Regions from separate parts of the Homo sapiens genome. Here region 2 is linked to region 1. The links are chromatin loops, found by intact Hi-C in ENCODE. Cell type or tissue: dorsolateral prefrontal cortex. All regions are shown on one strand. Each heading gives the region's core, and the rest is flanking DNA. Links, peaks and the distances in the headings are about the cores only.

The links. Peaks named below come from ENCODE experiments on the same cell type or tissue, not always from the same donor. Only the 100,000 strongest peaks of a DNase experiment are listed, where the experiment ranks them.
Region 2: it touches region 1 in a loop (2.3-fold over the local background); 5 of 110 quality-filtered maps call a loop at or near these places.

The regions. Positions count from the first base shown.
Region 1 is chr16:51,161,130-51,172,669 of GRCh38, forward strand. No RefSeq gene overlaps it. Among named protein-coding and RNA genes, the nearest start is that of SALL1, 16 kb to the left of the region's middle. In dorsolateral prefrontal cortex, for the core only: no CTCF peak of the experiment used is centred there; no DNase peak of the experiment used is centred there; H3K27ac peaks cover 770 bases; H3K27me3 peaks cover 689 bases.
Region 2 is chr16:51,227,821-51,239,360 of GRCh38, forward strand. No RefSeq gene overlaps it. Among named protein-coding and RNA genes, the nearest start is that of SALL1, 82 kb to the left of the region's middle. In dorsolateral prefrontal cortex, for the core only: no CTCF peak of the experiment used is centred there; a DNase peak (open chromatin) is centred at 8,367; H3K27ac peaks cover 2,518 bases.

The sequences.
Region 1 (11,540 bases), core at 1,584-9,583:
GGCAGGCAGATCGCTTGAGCCCAGGAGTTCGAGACCAGCCTGGGCAACATAGTGAGACCCTATCTCTGCAAAAAATTTAAAAATTAGCTAAGAAGGGTAGTGTGCCCCTTTAGTCCCAGCTACTTGGGAGGCTGAGGTGGGAGGATTGCTTGAGTCCAGGGGGCAGAGGAACTGATCAAATTGTACATTTGACATATGTGTATTTCCACAATATCTTGATAAAATTGAAAAGTTAAGTTTCTCATTTCCGAATCTGTTTGGAAATGGTCATTGTACATAAAGAATTTAAAGGGAAAAGGAAAATTGCCACTGTCATATTTCAGCGTTTGAACGCTAAAAGTTCTCTGGGGCCTGGTTGCATTTGATGTGGGAACAAAGCTAGGGTGGGGACAGGATGGGGCTGGCACTGAGCCACCTACATTGACTCTGGAGACAGCATAAAGTTTTCCTTGTGTTTCTGAGTAGTAGTAACTTATTCTGTTATTCTGCCTGGAGGCAAAAAGACCTTTGGCTGTCAGGTACTAATCTAGTCTCACAATTAGATGACCTGTCTGTGGTGAGAGTGAAGGCCACAGCCCCCAGTGGCAGACATATCCAGGGGGAATTCAAGGTCTGAAGCTGAAACATGACTCAGAACCCCCAAACTGACATAACTCACCATTGGATGATTCTTTTGGTATGCTATGGATTGGTTGTGGTGAAGGACTAATTGGTTTTCTTTTTTTTCCAAATGTATTGTGGACCAATGTTTTGGGGAATACATTAGAAAAATATTACTTGAAAAAAAGTGAAATAGAAAACAGGGTCACAGAAAACATTAGTCCAAAATTGTATGATGGATTTAGCAACCAAGAAATTATTCTGGCAAAATGCCAAAGTAAGTTCTCAATGCTTACTTTCAGTTTCTGTAGTTATGGTGTTGCAGATGGATTACAAACTCATGGATCACACTGGTCCATGGACCAGAGTTTGGGTGGCTCTGAAATAGTCCAGAATCTCACAGCCATTGTACCCACCAGGTGGTTAGTTAGATAATGTTTCCCCTTAGTGCTCAGGGTGGCTGGGTATGACCTGGAACAGCCAGAGTACCCCAGAGCCAGTTGCCTTGGGTCACAGGAGCTTCTAGCTTTCATCACAGTGAGCCACACAGATGTTAATACTTGTCTATGTAGAAAAGGTTAGGAAGCACCAGAGACCAGTGGGTTTTACATTTTAGTGAGCACAACAATTAGAAAGATGGGTAGGGAGAACTTGGGGAAAAAAAAAAAAGCGTGTTTCTGAACTGCAACCTCCAAGAGTCTAAGCCAGGAATCTGCATTTTCATCAATACCCTAGTAACACCATCAATACCCTAGTAACACCATAGTTGACTCCAATGGGTGTGTTCCAAGGGCTTCATTTTCAGAACTACTTCTGTAGACATAGTGGAGTTAGGTCAGTGGTGGGGATTTTCTAAGTGTACACATTTATTTATTTCTACAAGTTACATTTAAGACCAGGAATTAAACTGAGGTTTGCTTCTGTCAGGGTTCTTAGCTTCAGCAACAGAAACTGGTTAATTTAAACACTGAGAGGCTGGATGAATTGGCTCTCGCTGGCAATCCCAGCACTTTGGGAGGGCAAGGTGGGAGGATTGCTTGAGGCCAAGTGTTCAAGACCAGCCTGGGCAACATAGTGAGACTGAGTCTGTACAAAAAAATAAAAATAAAAAAGTAGCCTTGTGTGGTGGTGCATTTGAACGGGGCTCTGCCTCCTTCACACTCCCAGCTCAGCTCAGTTGCATGTGTCAGAGAGTTGCTAGGGAGACTCATCAGGTGCCATCTGCCCTCAGCAGAACCCTGGGATGTTTTCAGAAGAAAAGGGAGGGAGAAGGTATTGGCCTTTTACTGCACACTTTCCAGGACTCCAGCTGAGCACAGTACACCCATTATCTCAACACATTCCTCCAAGAACTCTGTCTAGTGTTTCTGTTTTCCCCATTTTACAGAGGAGAAAACTGAGACTCATGAGCAATTTCCTTGAAGTCATGAAGCCTTGGAGTTGCTTGATGCCTAAAACCAGGTCTCATGACATTTTTACAAGAAAATAAAAACTACATGATAACAAAAAAAGGCTTCAAGTTTTAGGAAGCCCAGGTGCAGAAGGATTTGGGGCAGGACTTTGGAGTTCCCAGCAGTGACCTGATCTGGGTCCCTGTTTTGGTTTAAGATGTTAGGAAGATACAGTATGAGGGTGCAGACTCATTAAAATCTCAGGAGCTGCAGTTGCTTTGTATTTTTTTAAATGGGTGGTCTTTAAATGCCTTTGATTTAGAACTGATGAAACTGATGGAGAGCTTAGAGCAAAGCTAACTCCACCCCAGTGAATGAAACTGTCTCTGAACCTCTGATTCTGGATGAGTTCATGACTGATGCCAGCCGCCAGTCTGTGTGACCCCTATCCTGCAATCCTGCTTTTAGTATGATTCAGTAGTTAGGATATGCAGAAACCTCTGTGTCTTCTTTTTACCCCAATGAGTATGGTTGAAAAGTAGTATGAATATAGGAGAAAGGGGCAGGATTTGGGAAAAGAATGCCTGAGTTAAAACTCTTATTCTGTTTATTAGCAGCGGGATTTTGCCCAAATTTCTTAATCTGGTAGAGCTTCACTTTCCTCCTATGTTGTAAACTGAGTGGCTTTATCTGGGTAGTCACCAGCTGGGCGGGGGTGGTGGCCAGAGGCCACCAGACTGTCAGCCCCACATGGGCAGGACATGTGGTAGGCATTCGAGAAATATTTATCAAATGGGTGAATCCAGAGAGTGAAGGGATGCTACGGTCCATCTGTGCACACTTTAACATGCTGACAGATGCTAGCAGCCTTGGATTCTTACCACAGAGCAGTATCTCAGACTTTAGTGCATTCACAGATAACCTGGAGAACTTGTTAGAATGAAGATTCTGAATTGCAAGGTCAAGGGTGGGGCCCGAGATTCTGAATTCCTTAATGAGCTCTGGGGTGCTGCTGTGGCTGTGGATCACGGACCACTCTTTGTGTAGTGAGAGTATAAATGAGTGGCCAGTGAGTCCACAAGTACATGTGTGGTTGAGTGGGATAGGGCAGGGGTCACCTTGACTAGTGATTTTCCAGTAGGAGCATGACTCAGTTCTCCAGCCCATCCTGTGTCAAGAAACATCCCCAGTCTGACAACACAGGACTGTCAGCGAAGAAAGAGCACACTCTCTGTTTCCCCTGCAGCAGTGAGGGCAGCCTGGCCATGCTACTTCTTGTTTGCCATATTTGGTGAACATGATGGCTGTGGCTGTCTGTTACTGTGAGTCACCAGCCCGTGGCACCAGCATTAATTGCCATGAATACTTGTTAGAGATGGTGGGTGTCCAGTACCAGGCATATGGTTGGTATGTGATAGGCACTCAAGAAACAATAGCTGCTGTGATGAGGATGATGATGGTGATGATGATTATTTTATGAAGTCCTTTCACATCTCATTTAGTGTTCTCAGGAACACAATGACATGGGTAATAATTGTGCAGTGTTTGTTTATCTCTGGATCCTGGATATACCAGGCTTGTTCCCACCTCCACACCTTTGCTGGGAGCAATGGTTTTCAGATGGGAGCAACTTCCATCCCCAGGGACATTTCGCAATATCTGAAGACATTTTGGGTTGTCATGACTGAGGGGTGCTACTGGCACCTAGTGGGTGGAGACCAGGGAGGCTGCTGAACACCCTACACTGCACAGGACAGCCCCCCCTCCAAAGCAAAGAATTAGGCCACAAATGTTAACAGTGCCGAGAGTGAGAAACCCTGGCTTAGATGGTTCTTCCTATAGAGATTACTTCCCCAATTCTACCGTGGAATATTCTATAAGCTTGCTAAACTGACTTTGGAGTGAACACGTGTTATGATGTTGTCTTAATTTTTAAAGCCTAGAGTCTCTTAGTGGTACAAGTTTAAACTAGAGGCCTGCAGAGGCTTCCTCACTGTCCCCTCACCCTATACCCCCCACCCCCAACTTTTACAGTAGGGACATGAGAGGGACAATTTCATATTCCCATTTAAGATGTGAATGGAGGGTTGGAGAAAGGAGCCTCAGTGGGTATATGCTTGTGTCATCAATTTCAGAACTAGACCACAGTTCTTTGTTCGCTATCTACCCTCCCTAACCAAGACCAGCAAGGGATGCCAGCCCAAACAAGGAGGCAGAACTCTTAGGCCCACCTTGGCTGTAACATCCACAATAGTTTTTGTTTTTTCCAAACACAGCAAAAGGGACTAAAAAAAAATTAGCATTGTAAGGAACTAGTTTGGCAAAATAATGCATTTTCCTCTCCAAAAAATAAAGAAGGACTGATGAGGTATGGCCTCCCTCTAGGAATTTAATATGGAATGGATCTTGACAGCACATGGGTTTTTGCACCACCTTCCTGAGAGCCAGGAGCTGCTACAAAACCTCCAGCAGCATTCCCCATTCCACACAATGCACAGGAATAAAATGCAATGATCCTTACAGGTGGCCTGGCTAGTACCGGTGAGCCTGGGAAAAAGGTGGTTTGTTTGTTTGTTTGTTTGTTTTTTGAGACGGAGTCTCGCTCTGTTGCCCAGGCTGGAGTGCAGTGGCGCAATCTCAGCTCACTGCAACCTCTGCTTCCCAGGTTCAAGAATTCTCCTGTCTCTGCCTCCTGAGTAGCTGGAATCAGAGGGACCGCCACCACACCCGGCTAATTTTTGTATTTTTAGTAGAGATGGGGTTTCACCATGTTGGCCAGGCTAGTCTCGAACTCCTGATCTCAAGTGATCCACCCACCTTGGCCTCCCAAAGTGTTCCGATTACAGACATGAGCCACCTTGCCTGGCTGGGAAAATCTTTTGAACAACATAAGGAAATGTCTATTGGGAAGTGGAGTGCAGATGGCAGGCAGGGAGCACGTTGCCTCCTGGAAATGGTTCTTTTGCTGCGAGCTCATGCAGGAGATGTTTGTCAGAGAGGGGTAGATGGCCCACAAAGGGAGGAGCCTCAATTCTGTCTCCAGCAGCCTTTTATTGCTAGTGATAGGTGCCATCAGTGTCTGGCCTGAGGAATGGTCGTGCTCGCAGGCACCTCTGTCAAGTATCCTATTGATCTGTGCTTCCTCTTCCCTGGAACAAAGGAAGAGTAGTAAAAAAGTCAGGCACTGCTGGCTGGGGAGGGTGGTGGTGTGGGCTCCCTGGGGTGAGCTTGTGCTTGGTCATCCTCACAGCTGCCCTCCCTCCAGAACCGCAGATCCTCACCATACTGGTCCCCACAGACATAAGCCCAGCTCACAGTGACCTCTCAGAAAGATGCATGCCTTTTCTGATGTTTCTTTCTCATTGAAGTGGTGGTGGTGATTCATTTTTCTACCATTGGTGCATTAGATATCTGTTAAATAGGATTGAAAGCAATTAATCTGGAGCAGAACACCTGAATATCCCATTCGTAAATAATTGTTTTTCTTGGTGCCCCAGCATTGGTGTGTGAGGGAAGATTTACAAGCCTAAAGCCTATAGGCCAAACTCGTAGAAAAAAAGTGTGGACCCAATCCTCTGACTGTACATATGAGATTAAATGGCCATGATTCATATATTGCCATAAGCACCCAGGGGACATTTTTATGGCATGTTCATAAGAGTTTATAATGTAGAAGAGACAAGATCCACCACTAGCCCCCACCAGGGCATAAAACCCATCTTCCAAATAAAAACACAAAGGCACTTTAGCAAAAGTTCTGTTGCGTGGCTGTTAAAATGGCAGAGAAAAGTCTGTTGAGCATAGGGCAGGCTGAAATTAGTGTCCGAATGTGTAAGTGTGTGTTTGGAAGGAAGGGCATCTCTGGAGCAATATTGCTAAGTTATGGCTGCATGGCTAAGGACCCTGCCAAACCTGGGGGTGAGTCATGGCTCTATTACCTGCTAGCCATGTGACCTTGGGCAGGTCATTCAAGTACTCTATGCATCAGTTTATTAATGAACAGAATAGTACCTGACCTCCTAATGTTCTTGCAAGGATTCCATGAACTCGTGTTTACAAAATATTAAACCTGTCCCTGGAGCATAATAATAGCTCCATAAACGTTAGAGAGGAGAAAGACATGCTGTTGATGATGATGGTGGTAGTGAGGTTGATGGCAATGATCCCTGGTGTCTGGAATGTATCAACTTACAAAGTACAGCCACGTGCCTCAGTCATCTGACTCGTTCCTCTGTCAGTTAAGGAACAGGTTCAACCACTTCGAAACATGCTTGATGGTGCAGACAGCCAGGTAGAGCAGTTGTAGGACATGTCCCTGGGACAGTCACTTGTCCACTGGAGCTGGTCTCGGATCTCTGCCCTCAAGCCCCTGTTCCCTCAGTGCCCTGACTCCCTCGTGCTGCCCATTGGCTGTGTGTCCAGAGACTGTAAAGTGATTTTAACATCAGGACTAGCACACCATGGTTAAGAAGGAGAACTTGCTGCCAGCATTGCCACTCAACATTTTTGTTTGTTTGGATTTGGCTTTTGGAGGGTCTGTGCCTCCATGCTGTTGTGTTCATCACATGTTGCCAATTTGTGGTGAATGTGGCAAGCGTGAGACTCCAAGCAGCCAAAGTTAAGTGTAGAGGGGAAGTTTGCCAATTCAGCAACTGGGATACTGTGTACCCTTTTTGGTCAATCAAAACCTTGTGTTGAACTAAGATCATCCCTTCATGGGGGCCATCTGAATCTGTACTCATCTCAATAGCTAACGTGTATGGAGCCCGGCTTTACAAGAGTGATTTCAGTGAAGCTTCGCCACAGCCTTATAAAGAAGACCCTTTCATCTGCCAGCATTCTTGGCTGCAAGCAACAGAAGCTGACTTGCTTTCTCAAAATGAGAGAGTTTATTGGAAGGAGGTTGTCAGAAGCTGGAGCACAAGGTTGTGAAAAGGAAGGGGGATTCATGGAACCCCAGAGAATCAGGAAGGCTGTTCCATGTGAAACCTCTGTTACTACAATCAACAAAATTTCCAGTCATCTCCACGGCCTGGAGTCCCTCAGTTGGGATTTGCTGAGCTTACTTCAAGACCTGCCATTTGGCTGGGCCAAGGCAGGAAAAAGAGATCTTGTCTGTTAAACAACAAGAGAACTTAGCAGGCTCTATCTTTCTCCAAGACTATATATCATTGGGGGAGCTCCCCAAAAAGTTTTGAAGGTGGGGGACTGGATTCCAGATAGTCCAAATTGACCAATCACCACCACAGTAACATTAATGTCCCTATTTACAGATTAATACACTGATGCTCAGAAGAGTTGGGTAAATTGCTCAATTTCATACCAGCAGCAAGTGGCAGAGCTGAGATTTTCACTCAAAATTGTTGCTCTTTTTTTTTTTTTTTTTTTTTCCACAGAGTCTTGCTCTATTGCCCAGGCTGGAGTGCAGTGGCATGAGCATAGCTCACTGCAGACTTGAACTCCTGGGCTCAGGCGATCCACTCCCGCCTTGGTCCCCCAAAGTGCTGAGATTATAGGCATGAGCTCCTGCACCTGGCCACTGCTCTTCCTTTAATTAGAGAATGCATTGGTTAGGATGAGTTCAGCTGGCAGTAATAGGATGCACTACTCAAACGGACCTAACAGCATGGACATTTATTTGCTCCCACACTCAGAATTAATCCAGGGCCTTCATCATGACATCAGGGACTTGTAGCTGCTTCTTCTGAAGGCTGGGTCCCCTCACGGCTTCAGGGTGGCAGCCACAGGCATCAGAGCTCTTTGCTTCCCTGTTCACATCATGTTGGGGGAAGTGAGAGTGGACTTTCATACTCTCTGTCTCTCTCTTAAGTGCATGAAATACCTTTCTCAGAAGCCTCTGGCAAACCTCTCTTTAAGTCTTATTGGCTGGAATTGGATCACACGTCCACTACTAAACCACTTGCTGAGAGTGATTAACCTCAGACCTACCACAGGAGCTGGATTCAAACCCCAAACTACATGGCCTTTGCAAGGTGACAGGGTGGTTTAGCTGTTGGGGAGTTGACCATGGTCCACTACGAAGAATAACAATGTATATGTTTAACTCCTCTTTTATATAGAACAAGGACCCAGGCCAGTCAATATATTTACCATACTGATACCTGTGGTCAAGTTTAACTCTTTCTCTAGCTAGTAAATGCTTTACCTCATAGCAGTAGTATAAACAGAATGAACATAAATTATTTCTTCATTGTTCTTCCCAGCCTGGACTTTAACATCTCACTGATCTATGGCCAAAAGACATCTATTACAGACACCTTGCTCTGGAGCTTGGCTAACCACCTTCCATTATCATTAAGGCTCATGTTATTTTCTGATGTTTTTAAACATAGTTTGTGACTTGACTTCCTTCTAATATAATGATGGCACCATCTATGGGTGACTCTCGGTTTGAGGTAGGGGCAAGGGTTGGATAGAGAAGAAACTCCCCCAAAGGTGTGATACTTTGTAAGCATAGCGACTTCCCAGAGCAGTATTGCAGAATTCAGAGGCCATGGGTTGCAAGTAACAGAAACTCAAGTTGAGCCAGTTTATGGAAGAGGGAGACTAAAGAGGAAGACTTTTCTGGAATATCCCAGAAAAGATGCAACAGGACCTAATGGAATGAGGGGTTCAAATGGGATCAGGACAAGTGATCTTTTTTTCTGCTTCCCGCTGGGCATCTGCTCATCCTATCCACTTGCACACTGGCTTCTTCCATTTCTGACACCCTCATGGAAGGAAATGTGGCTACCAAGAACACTTCACGCCTTGCTTGAAGGTACTGGAGGCTTTCTTTTATTTTAATTTCAAGGATTCCTGAAAGATCTCTTTTTGGCTCAAAGTGACAGGTGCCAACCCCTGAGGCTGTGGTCAAGAGTCAGGTTGGACTTGCAGGGTGATTCCCCTGATGACCATGTAGAAGATGGGAGATGGGGAGTGATGGGACAATTCCTGGAAAAGAAGTCCTGGGAGGACAGTCCCATAGGCTGCATCATAATCATCTAGTGCCATTGAGGGGAGCAGGTGGCAGGAGAAAAAGAAGGGAATTCCCCTTGTGATTCTGTAGACTTGGCTGTGCCTGCAGTTTTCCAAGGCAACTAGAGAGCTCTGTCTTCTCACCACTTCTTCTGGAGGATTCCCTGAGGAAGCTGCTGGATCTTTCAGAAGGTGCTGATGAACAGAGCTGGGCGAATGGGCATGGCATAGTCCATGCCCTTATGAAGACCAAAGGCTGGCTGGGGAGAGAGATGTGTGCTCAACTCAGGGCCTTCACTGGGCTTCCAGAGGTCCTCTGCTGCCACACTCACTGTATATGGTGACAGCTGTCTATGGGTGGATTTTTTTTTTTTAGATGGAATCTCACTTTGTCACCCAGGCTGGAGTGCAGTGGCATGCTCTTAGCTCACTGCAACTTCCGCCTCCTGGGTTCAAGTGATTCTCGTGCCTCAGCCTCCCGAGTAGCTGGGAGTATAGGCACATGCCACCACACCCAGCTAATTTTTGTATTTTTAGTAGAGATAGTGTTTCACCATGTTGGCCAGGCTGGTCTCGAACTCCTGACCTCAAGTGATCTACCCACCTTGGCCTCACAAAGTGCTGGGATTATAGGCATGAGCCACTGGGCCTGTCCAGTGGGTGGACTTCTTGAGGGTGGGGAGCTGTGTCTGGGTCTCCTTGATGCTCCAGAACTTAGTTATTTTCCTGACACTGCACAGGTATATCAGGTGAGTGATTGAATAAATTCTTTCCCATGCAAGGCCAAAGAGAGACACAAGCTGGTGGTTTTGAGGAGGAGAGGTTGGTTCTTTCCAACTGGTGGACTGGGGCAAGTATCACATATGTAACACCCACTGAGCTGTGCATGAGTGGTCTGCAGAAATGCAGTAGATGGGAAGAGGAGGGGTGATGCATGAAAGGCAAGCCCCAAATTGGGGCTTAGCCTGAGAGGGTTCTTGGCTTTGCCCAGGAAAGAATTCAAGGGTGAGATGGTGGTAAGGTAGAAGAAAACAGCTTTACTGAAGTGTCAGTGTTGCAGTTCTGACAGTGATGCAGCTCTGTGACTGCTCCTGCAGAGCAGGGCTACCCCATAGGCAGTGTGCTGAGAGCTGCAGCTCAGGGCAGGTGTGCAGTCATAGTTATATCTACTTTTAATTGCATGCAGATTAAGAGGTGTTTTTTTGCGGACATTTCTAGGAAAAGGGTAGTAACTTCTGCACCATCAGGTCATTTCTATGGAGAGGAGTGATAACTCCTGGGTGTTGCCACGCAAAGGTAAACTGATGTGGCACACTGGTGGGCATGTCTTATGGAAAGCTGCTTCTGCCTAGTTCCTATTTTAGCTAGTCCTCAATTTGGTCCAGTGTCTGAGCCCCATCTCTGGTATTGAGTCCCACCTCCTACCTCAGTGGTGGGGGTCGGTTCTGCCCGGATGGGTTCAGAGCCTCTTGCTGCTTCTGTCCCTGACCTGGGCTCTGACAACCCATATTCTCTCTAGAACACCATCTAGGTCACAGCAATTAAACCTGAATTGTTCCAAAAAAAAAAAAAAAAAAAAACAGCAACTACCTGATGTCCACTATATCTTTCTGGAGTTCCATGTATTTCCAACTAGACAGAATTTTCCATCTTCATAATAGGCGAGAAGGAGGGGATTGGAAGGGGCCATGGGGAGGAGCATAAGGAGGCTCCATGGGAGGCAGCCTCTGAGGTTTCAGCCAGCCTTCCGCACAGTGCTGCCAGCAACACACCATGTGATCCTGAGCAAGTCCCTTTCCTTCACCAGTTTCCATTCATAAAACAAGGAGATAGGATTCAGTCACTCTTGTGGTACTTTGCAGTGCTAACGTTTCATGCTCCTTTCTGTGCCCTACTGGTCATGCCAAGTGTCTAAGAAGGGCAGTGGTTGGCCTAAGTCACCTAGCAAGTTGGGGAAGGAGGCAGAAAGTGCACCCACTATGAGCAGCAGGAGGGCGTGTTCTGTTCACTCCCAGGATAGTCATAGCACCTTGCTAGTGCCTTGCGCACAGTAGGTACTTGATAGATTTACTGAATGAATGCATGCACATTTCTAGACTCCTGAGTTACTGTAGATTCCAGAAGCTACTGCCTTTCTATTAGGATTCCAGAAATAAGCCCTCAACTTCCCCACCAGGATGGTTTGTTACCAAATGGGGATCTAACACTTTTTTTTATAATTGAGGTCAGAACTGGCCAGGAAAGGAGAAGCTGGGATTTATCCCTAATTTCCCATGGGGATCTGGCACCAGTGCAGCTCACAGGAGAAGCAGGGCTAACCTGCAGAGGAAACTGTCACATAAACTGTCAACAGGTATGTGTGGCAAACGGGGTGCGTGGGCTTGCATCTTAAGGACTGAATGCGGCTGAGTCCTCTGGAGGATGCCAGCACCGTGGAGATGCAACCAGGACCTGAAAGCATTGTCAGAGTGGCTGGAGTGCTCCCCAGCACTGAATAGGGAGGCAGGCAGCTTAGAGTGGAATCCTGGGCTCTATGCCAAAATGCAATCCAATGTTTTTGGAGATTCAGTA
Region 2 (11,540 bases), core at 1,247-9,246, 66 kb after region 1:
CCATTCTTTTAGATCTTGTTTATAATTTACTGTTGATCCTAATAACTGTATTTTTGTTAAATTTGTGTAGAGGTAAGAATCTTAATCAAGGCTATCTAAACCTCTCTTCATCACCCCAAATGGGCGAGATTTGGATTTCCTTCTTCTCCACTTAAACTGGGCAAGAGTTTCCCAAGAGCTTCCCAGGAATGTTTTAGAATAAATTAATGAAAAGTTTAAAATTAACTCAAGAAAGATTAAGCAAAGAAGAAACATTTATTGAAGCCATAAGACATAGTGCACATGTGTTGGTTGCTTTTGAGATGTGTATCCCTTGCCTCCTACTCCCACCAAAAATGCCTGATTGTTCTTTGGGGACAGTTTCTCTCTCCCACCTTTAATCATATGATGTGGGAGGGATAGACTTCACCTCTGCTTCAAGGGAAAGTCCTGACTGGTTCCATCTAAACAGTATATCCTATCTCCTTATCCAGTGATTGGCTCAGAGTTGGGCAAGTAGCCTAGTTTAGACGAATGAAAGTGAATCCCAGGACTTTTGCAAAACCAACTGGAAGGGAGTCTCTCTTCGTTTGGATAATGTCGGTTATGGTGTGAGGTCTGGAGCTGATGAAACCCTTTTGCTACCACCACAGAAATGCCTAGAGTTGCAAATAACTCTGCGGTCCCTGAGAATAAATTCTACATCACAAAGGAAGGCGAGAGGAGAGTCGAAAGAGGAGAGGAGAGGGGAGGGGGAGAGAAAGAGATAGAGAGAAACTGGGTACTTGATCGCATTATTTCAACCACCAAATCAGCGCTATCTAAAGAAAGAATTACCTCTGGAATTTTCAGCAATATGAATGACATTCATTAACATTTATGTTATATAAAGCCACTTGGGAACTTTTCCTTCACTTATAGCAAAGCTCAAAACAAAACAAAAACTTTACTCTGTTTTATATTTTAAAGAATTTATTTCATTTTAAACTTTTTAAATGTTTTACAATGTATATATATATTCTCTTATATATTTTATATATATATAAATTTATATATATAATATATATATTTATATATATAAATTTATATATAAATATATATATTATATATATAAATTTATATATAAAATATATATATTTATATATATATAAATGTATATATATAAGTATATATTTATATAGTTATACATATAACTTAAAAAATATATATTTATATAAAGTTATATATATAACTTTAAAAAAATCTTAAAAATATATAAGAGAATCCAAAGACAGGGATGGAGCGGGGTCCCAGGAACTGACTGGAAACAGGAACTTAGAAGCTCCAACCTGCTGGTCCTCATGTCTGCTGCTTCTGCGTGCAGGCTTTATTCTTCTCCCTTCTCACCCTGGCATCCTCTGGTCCACACTTGGTGACTCAGTCTCTCAGCAGTGATTCTAAGTTTCCAGGAGGCAGATGCTAATTGGACCATCTCAGGTCAGGAGTCAACCTCTGATCCAACAACTCTGGCCAGAATGTCAGGGTTGCAAAGCACCAAGTTGACATCTAGGCAACCCCTGAGGGTGGGAAGGCAGCTCTGGGTGGGGAGCGTGTTGGGAGATGCTCAGGCACCCCAGAAAGTGTCCACTCCTGGTGGCTTCTGGAAGTCCCCTCATAACTTAGAGCTAAGTTTCCTTCTGTAAAATGGGGCTACCAAACCCAAGGATTGTCTTGAGTGGAAAATGAGAAAATGAATAGGAGCAGCTGCCGTTGTGGAGTGGTGAGATCATTTCAGCTGCTCTCTTGTTCGGCAGGCCCTCCAATAGCATCATTCCATTCAGCGTAATTTCATTATAACTTTGATGAAAAAAGAAGATTCCTTCAGGGGCCCCTGTTTGTGTGGAGTCTGCACATGCTCCCCATGTCTGCCTGGGTTTTCTGCAGGTACTGCAGTTTCCTCCCACATCCTAAAGCTGTGCATCTGAGTTTCATTGGCATGTCTACACAGTCCTAGTGTGAGCAAGTATGGGTGTAGGTGTGAGTGCTCTCTGCAATGGGATGACATCCTGGCCAGCGTGGATGCTCACCACCCACAACCCTGAACCAGAATAAATAAGCAGGGCTGGATGGTACTGGTATCAAAGCAGACATATAGACCAACGGAACAGAATAGAGACCTCAGAAACAAGACCACACATCTACAACCATCTAATCTTCAACAAACCTGACAAAAACAAGCAATGGGGAAAGGATTCCCTATTTAATAAATGGTGCTGAGCAAACTGGCTAGCCATATGCAGAAAACTGAAACTGGACCCCTTCTTTATATCTTATTCAAAAGTTAAGTCAAGATGGATTAAAGACTTAAATGTAAAATCCAAAACCATAAAAACTCTAGAAGAAAACTTAGGCAATACCATTCAGGACATAGGCATGGGCAAAGGTTTTATGATGAAATCGCCAAAAGCAATTGCAGCAGAAGCTAAAGTTGACAAATGGGATCTAATTAAACTAAAGAGCTTCTGCACAGCTAAAGAAACTATCATCAAAGCAAACAGGCAACCTACAGAATGGGAGAAAATTTTTGCAAGCTGCCCATCTGACAAAGGTCTAATACCTAGAATTTATAAGGAACTTAAACAAATTTACAAGAAACAAACAAACAAACCCATCAAAGAGTGGGCAAAGGATATGAAGAGACACTTCTCAAAAGAAGACATTTATGCAGCCAACAAACATATGAAAAAAAGCTCAACATCACTGATCATTACAGAAATGCAAAACAAAACCACAATGAGATACCATTTCATACCAGTCAGAATGGTGATTATTAAAAAGTCAAGAAACAACAGATCACGGCGAGGCTGTGGAGAAATAGGAATACTTTTACATTGTTGGTGGGAATGTAAATTAGTTCAACCATTGTGGAAGACAGTGTGGTGATTCCTCAAGGATCTAGAACCAGAAATACCATTTGGCCCAGCAATTCCATTACTGGGTATATGCTAATCATTCTATTATAAAGATACATGCACATGTATGTTGATTGCAGCACTATTCACAATAGCAAAGACATGGAACCAACCCAAATGCCCATCAATGATAGACTGGATAAAGAAAATGTGGTACATACATACCATGGAATACTATGCAGCCATAAAAAGAAATGAGATCATGTCCTTTACAGGGACATGGGTGAATCTGGAAGCCATCATCCTCAGGAAATTAATACAGGAACAGAAAACCAAACACCACATGTTCTCACTCATAAGTGGGAGTTGAACAGTGAGAAGACATGGACACAGGGAGGGGAACATTACACATCAGGGGCTGCTTGGGGACGGGAAAAGGGGAAGGAGAGCATTAGGACAAATAGCTAATGCATGTGGGGCTTAAAACCTAGGTGACGGGTTATAGGTGCAGCAAACCACCATGGCACGTGTATACGTATGTTACAAACCTGCACGTTCTGCACATGTATCCCAGAATTTAAAGTAAAAAAAGAAAAAAGAAAAAGAAAAGAAAAAGTGAAAGAAAAGAAAGGGAAGTGAATGAAGACAAATTATTGTAAAATAAAAATTCGTAAAGTCTACAATAATCCTACAAATGCACACAGTAAAAGCTGTGGACGGAAGTGCCCAGCAAGCCCTCTGTATCCGTGCTTGATTTTTTAAGTGCCTGGTGGCAGGAGGCAATCCTTACAATTTTTGTTTTGCGAACTTTTTTTTTTTTTAATTTAACCCACCACCACTACAACTGCCATCACTCACAGATGCACCAAAAATTGGGTAAATAATTTTCTTACTTGTCTTTTTCAATCTCTCTTAAAAGAATGTGGAGTTCACATTTATTAAAATGACTAATGTTAGAAGCATTTATTTAGAAGTTTGGCAATGTTTGTGTGAACAGGAATATGCTGTAGGAACTTAACTTTTGTTTGTATCAATTGGCCTGTGGTAAAATTTGTTTCATTATGTGTCGGTTTGCCTAAAATCTCAGTTTCTGAGAAGCTACCCATGACATTAAGGAAGGACTCACTATATTCTCAGCAGTGCTGAGCATAGCAGAGAGGTTCAATAAATGCGTCACTTGTGATTATGCAGCTGCACGCCAGCTTCACGCTGGGAAACTTGCATTAGCATTATTATGAACAACTCACATTTTGATGGTGCAATTTGGTGTATAGCACTCTCACACCCACAAAGGTAATTGACACTCAGGCCATCTCATGAGCCAGGGTCACTACTCCCATTTTACAGAAGAAACTGTAAATGGCTTATTTTAAGCCAATGTGATTTTTTTGTTTGTTTCATTTTTCTTGAGGTAGGGTGTTGCTTTGTCATCCAGGCTGGAATTCTGTGGCACAATCACAGCCCACTGCAGCCTTCAATTCTTGGGCTCAAGCAATCCTCCTGCCTTAGCCTCCTGAGTAGCTGGAACAACAGGAGCAGGCCACCATGCTCAGCTGATTTTTTCATTGTTGTTTTGCCACAGGGTCTTGCTTTGTCACCCAGGTTGGAGTACAGGGGCGTGATCTCTGTTCACTGCAAACTCTGCCTCCTCAGTTCAATTGATTCTCATGCCTCAGTCACCCCAGTAGCTGAGATTACAGGCACGCACCTCCACATCTTGCTAATTTTTGTATTTTTTTTAGTAGAGATGGCATTTTGCCATGTTGGCCAGTCTGGTCTTGGACTCCTGGACTCATGTGATCCACCCGCCTTGGCCTCTTAAAGTACTGAGATTACAGACATGAGCCACCACACCCAGCCCCAGTTGATTTTTAAATTTTTTTTTGTAAAGATGAGGTCTTGCTATGTTGCCCAGGCTGGGCTTTAACTCCTGGACTCAAGTGACCCTCCTACCTTAGCATCCAGAGTACCTGGGACTACAGATATGCTCCACCATGCCCAGAGACTAAAAATAAATAAATAAATGTAGTAGAGACAAGATCTTGCTATGTTCCTCAGGCTGGTCTCAAACTCCTGGCCTCAAGCAATCATCCCACCTCAGTTTCCCAAAGTGTTGGGATTGCAGGCATGAGCCACTGCATCTAGACATCAGTGGTTCTTAAAGTGTGAGCATCACCTGAGAACTTGCTAGAAGGAAAACAGAAACTTCTAAATCAGAAACTCTAAGGTGGGGTCCTGTCATCTGATTTTCACAGGACTTTCAGGTGATTCTGATGCCCACCCTAGGTGCTGTGTCTAATAAGTGAATCCATCCCTCCCAACTCTTTCAGCACTAGTTCCACATGGCAGTTTTGCAGTCTCAAAAGGCAGGGTGATTCGTGATCTCTGCATGTCTGTGGCTCCTAGTCTGTGCCAGTCAGTATCCAGGCTCTAGTGGATACCGAAGTGAGTTTTAGCCAAAGGTGTTGATTTTTATTTACCAACAACACCTTCGTTCCTTGAAACTGGTTTGGCTTCCTCTTTCTCCAGTGGGCTTTCTCAGGGAAGGGCTCAGGCTGCATTTGGCAAACTTCTGTGCCCTCACACAGCTTTGTGTTTGATTCTAGTGGAGTAAACCTACCGCTGCCAAGAATATCTTGCTTTTCCTCTTTTCCTCTCATTTCTTGCTCTTCTCCAGGGAGTTTCCTCACTTCCTCTCATTTCTTGCTCTTCCCTAGGGAGTTCAGGTGGCACCCTAGAGTGGTGAGTGCTGGGCAAAGCAGACATTTCAAGATCTTTGTCACAGCCTTGGCTGCATATGGATCTGCAGACATCTCAGTAAGGGGTTGGGGGGTACACCCGTTAACGCCAACTGCAAAGCCACTCGGGCTTAGTCATGGTGGAAGAGGCTTCTTTATAAGGTCAGTAATTTAACAGAATCAAAACTCAAAACCTTCCAGAACTTGGAGGAAGATTTCTGCCTTGCCTTACTGTATCGGGAAGCTTCTTAGCTGCAAGGAACAGAAAAAGATACTGGCTGCCTTACACAGGAAAGAAATGAATTCAAGAGTATGGGTGGCTGACTGCATTGTGAGGAGGGCTGGAGAGCCAGGCTCAGAGGCCACGCAGCCAGGGGGATGCCCCAGTCATCTCACAGGAAGGTCTGGTGAGGGCACTGTTGACATCATTCCTATGTGTTGGGTGCGTGTCCTCTCTCCTAGCCCTGCCATGGATGTCCCGGGGATTTGGTCTTGCTGCAATGGCTACTGCTGCTCCATGAATGCTACCCAATCCCCAACTTTTTATACCACAGAGATCCAATGAATAACCTGGGTTGGATGCTTCTGATTGGTGGAAGACAGTCACATGCCTCTGCTTCAGGTGCAAGGGATCCTGGGGAGATGGGTATCCCCCATTTTTATCGTCTGCTGAGGGAGGTGGACTCAGCTCCTCCCAAGACTCAGAAAGTGGAAAATTTCTTCCAAATAAGCAGGAAGTTAACAAGCTGTGTAACCAAAAGAATAACTATCCCAAACTATCTATTATAAAATCATAATCATAAAAGCTAACAATTCTATGCTCTTGTTATATGCTCTGTGCTGTTATGACTCATATATATTACCTTATCTAATCTTCACAGAAGTTCTATAAAGTCATTCTAAGTTGTTACCACTACCATATGAACAGATAAGGAAACTGAGGCCCAGAGAGCTGAGCTATTCATTCAAGATCCTGTAGCTCTAAAGTGGCAGAGCCAGGCTTTGAACACAGGGCATGAGCTGCCTCTCAAACCCTAAGGCTGAAGTGACAGCAGAACCCAGATTTCTGACCTGAGCACCTCTCAGTTCCATAAGCCAGTAAATCCCTTACTTTTATTTAAAAGACAGTGACTGGTGTGATGGACGGGGGTGGGGGGGTGCAGTCTGAAAAATAATGATAATAATATTAATAACAGGTGATATTGATTGAGTGCCTATACTTTTTACAGTTGAGTTAAGGTTATTCCTTTTAATCATCCCATCTGTCCTATGATTTAAGATACAACTATTATCCTCATTTTATGGATGAGGAAATGAGGCTGAAAAGGGTTAAGAAATGTGACAAACTTGATACAACTTGTAGAAGACAAACAGGGTTCGAATCCAGGGCTGTTACTAGTATGGGCTGTTAACTTTTGGCCAAAGTCCCTGTTTTTCCGCCCTCAACTGGTGGCTGATTTTACCTGGGCCTTTATATGCAATTCTATTAGAGTTGTCCTCCCTACACCATGGAAAAATGCCTAATCTATAATGACAGCAGACATCTCTAGTTGACCAGCCTGCACTCTCCTACTTAATGTAAGCATGGCCTCAGATTCCTTCTTAACACAAATGTTTTCAGCAGCATCTTCCAACTGATCAGATTTGGCATGTGGGAGGCAAATGGTATCTCCTCCGTTATCTAAAGGGTTTGCGTGGATTCCAAGTGACTTGAGCCAGAGATTCCTTTATAGAGAATCAAAGAAGCAGGCACTTGGCTTTTTTCCCCCTGAACATCCATAATAAATGGTTACAAAAGAGTGTGATCACAGTAGCTATTCTCTTACGGTTTAGTTTTGTTAGAATTTATTCCTAATTGAACATAATTTAAGGTTGCTTATAATAAAAAGCACACAACCTTTAACTGGACATTTAAAAAAATCATATTAAACTGAGAACTGGGAGAAGAGAGATGATTTTGCCGAGAATTTTATGCAGTATTGTTACAATGCCTTAAAATTAAAATTATCCCCGAGTTCTCTGGCACCCAGATAATAAAGGGCAAGAAGATGTATGACTTCTGTGAGTTCTCCTTGCTTGGTAAGATGGAGGTATATATAATAGCTTGTGGGTGAATCTGGCCACAAATATGCTTTGTTTAACTGTACATGATTTGAAATAAGGATAGTCCACTTGAAAATCCAGCCTTGCTTTAAAGATGATAAGACATGGCCACTCCATGCTCATCTCTCTCAAGCTCAACCATCAGCAGGAGCTGAGCAGTGCCTGCCCCTTTAGACCAGCAGGCCGACTTCAGCTCCCTCTTCCCTTTCTCACCTGCCTACGCTAACTCAACTCATAGATCAGATCCCCACCCCCTTATCTGTGCCTCTCAGAGCTCATCTTGGACTTTGTTCCCTTTCGCTCACTGTTCCTGCCTCTTCAGATCTTTTTTTTTTTTTTTTTTTTTTTTTTTTCCGGACAGGGTCTCCCTCTGTCGCCCAGGCTGGAGTGCAGTGGCTCAGTCCTTGCTCACTGTAACCTCTGCCTGCGGGGTTCAAACAATTCTCCTGCCTCAGCCACCTGAGTAGCTGGGATTACAGGTGTGTGCCACCACATCTGGCTAATTTTTGTATTTTTAGTAGAGACGGGGTTTTGCCATGTTGGCCAGGCCAGTCTTGAATTCCTAAGCTCAAGTGATCTGCCGTGCTCGGCCTCCCAAAGTGCTGGGGTTACAGGCGTGAGCCACTGCGCCCAGCCTCTTAGGAGCTTTCTCTGCTTCTAATCCACCAAGCATGTTCCTGCCTCCAGGCCTTTGCACTTGCTGTGCCCTCTGTCTGGAACAGCGTGGCCCCTGCACAGCTGCCTGCTCAGGTCTTTGCTCAATTGTCACGTTATCAGTGAGACCTTCCCTGCCCACCCCACAGAAAACAGCAGCACCCCCCACCACTCTCTACCCTCTAAACCTGCTCCATTTTTTCCATGGCATTCATTACTATCTAATCTATTTCTATTAGTACGTATTTGTTGAGTTTTTTCTCTTACATCCGGCAATGTAATTCTCTGGGGAATGAAAGTGGGGACTGGGGCCGGGGTTCTCATTTGTTCCCTGCTCTATACCCAGCACTAGAGCAGTGGCTGGCACATCGGAGACATTGAATGTAGGAAATGAATGCATAAAAATCTATGTCCAGTCAACGTTAATCTGTGAGACATACATATCTAATCTTTCCAATTAAAGATATCTTTATATAAATATAAAGATTAGAGGCATAAAGATGCATTGTTTTATCTTGGGCTGTAAAGATACAATGCTATAAAGACAGCTATATTTATATCTATAGTGCTTGCAGATTAAAGGCCAAACAATGACCAGTAGTCACAGAAGGCAAAGACAATGGCAATGCTGTTTACGGTTTCCTTGCATACTGTTTCTGTGAGCTCCTTTTCTTTATAAGTGCTATTAACCCTTTGTGGGATTGTCGGATTCTTTCTTGAAATAGCCCCAGTTGGCCAACTCTTCTGACAGGTTAGAATCCAAACATGGATGTTTGGATTTACAAACCTCCCTTACAAATAGAGAGGTGAACTTGGGTTCAAGCAGCGTCTCTCCTTTCCCTAGCTGCATCTCTGTTTGGGTGGCTGGGCGGGGATAATCCAGCCTGTACATGCCTGGCCTTCTTTACTCCATCAAAATTCCCCATAGACATGCTCTGCGTCTACCCCGTGTGTCTCCATGGCCCTAAGCCCACGCCATGCATTTCCTCTCCAGCTCACCCTAACCGGAGTCCTCTTGGATCCAGCAAAATCTTATTTCAACACCCGTCAACCCAGAAATGTGTCCTTCTCCAAGGCAGGGCTGGCACTGCTCACAGCTCTGGAAAGTCCACTGTGGTCAGGACACCCACTCTGATCTGAGCTCACTTTCTGTGCCTGGAGAAGCCTTTTCATTCAATGCATCCCAGCACAGGCATAGTGCAGGCACTTCAGCTCCTGGTTGTAGATGAAATGAGTGGAGAGAGGGAATCTTGCTGGATCCTGGACAGTGGTGCTGAATGAGCTGTCAGCAGGTACGGGACCACTGTGTCAGTCTTGCTACCCCCAGAAGCTCATCTCCCTTTCCCCAAGCTCCTTGTCTCCTTCCACCTGCAGCAAGGTGCCTCCCAGGGGGGTCCCACTCACCTCCCACCTCCCAGGCCCTCACTCCCTCACTGGTGAAGGCCAGAAGAGGATGGAGGTGGGGTTCTCCTGTTTAGAGGCCACCCTCCAGTGCCAAGAAGTTTGGGGTATCCTTGGGCAGTGGGGTCATTTTATTCCCAAACCCTTCAAGATCCTCCTGCCAGGGAAAGGTTTCTTTTCCTGCCTTAGGAAGCCACTTCCGGAGGCAAGCTTCAGGAGAAAAGGAAAAGCAGATGTCAGCCTGTGACACAGAATAATCGATTTGCTCAGTGCTTGTATTTTCCTACCAATTTTGTATTTTTCAAAAAGGACAATCAAACAATTGTACTCTCGGCTAATTAATGACAAGCTGGTAAAAGCATCTCCTCATTGTTCCATTTATTTCTCCATTTCTCCCAGTTAACAGCCCTGTCTCTGAAATGAATCAATGTCGTTTACACAATGCTGTCACCCCATTGTTCCTTTATCATCCTCCATTTTCATAAATCGGGGTGTTAATCCCTTAATGGCTTTTCTCAGTGCTTAAAAAAAATGAAAGGAAAAAAAAAAAGGAAAGAAAAAAAGCCCAGCTCCTGCTCACTCTTAATCCGCCTGTAGACAATGGGTGTTTACACAGGCGGCCCTGTGAGGTGTTTACTCAAACAAGCAGGTCCAGTTGGGGATTTAGCCCTTTCTGTTTGTTGGCTAAACAGGAGGCCAACTGGGGATACACCCCTTCCTCAGGTAGGGTCTGCCCCAGCCCCCGCCCAGGCCTTTCTGCTGGACTCTTTGATGAGGTCTCCCACATTTGCCCTGATGGTCCAGGAAAGCCTTGATGCCAGGTGGGGGTACAGGATGGGAGAAGATGGGATAGGGACTTCCTGGTCTTCCCAATTCACAATTCCTGTGCCTTCTCACTCATCTCGCATGAGAGCAGTGGTGGTCCAGAGGGGTCTTCTGATGCACTCAGAAATTTCAGAACAACTATACTAAGGGGTTTCATTTTAAGGTTAAAAAGTAAATATCTAGAATTAAAGCTCATTTCACTTAACAAATACTGGCTGACTTTTGGTCTTTGTTTGGCAGACTGAAATTTTAGCATTGAGTGAACTGGTGCCTGCTGCCATGAAGTTCAGTCTACTGAGCAGGCTACCCCCAGCTGGACCCCTGCCCTGACCACCTCTTCACTTCTCAGGCCCTGCACAATGACTGGCACAATAATAATAGTAACAATAATAGTATTATTATTGCCCAAGACTGGGGCATCAGAAACTGCCTTCTAAACAGCTCAGTGCTTGTGTGGGGGCACAGAAAGAGGGGCATGCCCACACCAGCGTGGGAGATGAGGATCAAAGGCATCCAGAAATACTGAGGCAGTAGGGGTGTGGAGGGGGCCAAGAACTCTGTCTCAGCCTGCTTTGCAGGAATCTAGGTTTTCCAGAATCTCATGTGCCCTCACTCAGTGAACACATCCTGGCTGAGCTTTTTCTCTGTGTCAGCCCATGTGCAAGCTGCTCGGAGGCTTTGAGGTAAATCAGAAGGTCCCTGCCCTCAAGCAGCTCACAATCTAGTGAGAGCACAGAAAATTTGCACAAACAACTTGCAAAGACCCCTGGAGAATGTTGCAATAGCCCTTCTGAAATGTCACAAAGAAGGCACGATCACCCCAGTGCAGGTGGTTGTGCTGGTGATGGAGATGGTGGTAGATATGGTGGTGCTCGTGGTAGTGGTGAAGATGGAGTTGGTGGTGATGGAGATGGTGATGGTGGTGGAGGTGATGGTGATGGTGATGGTG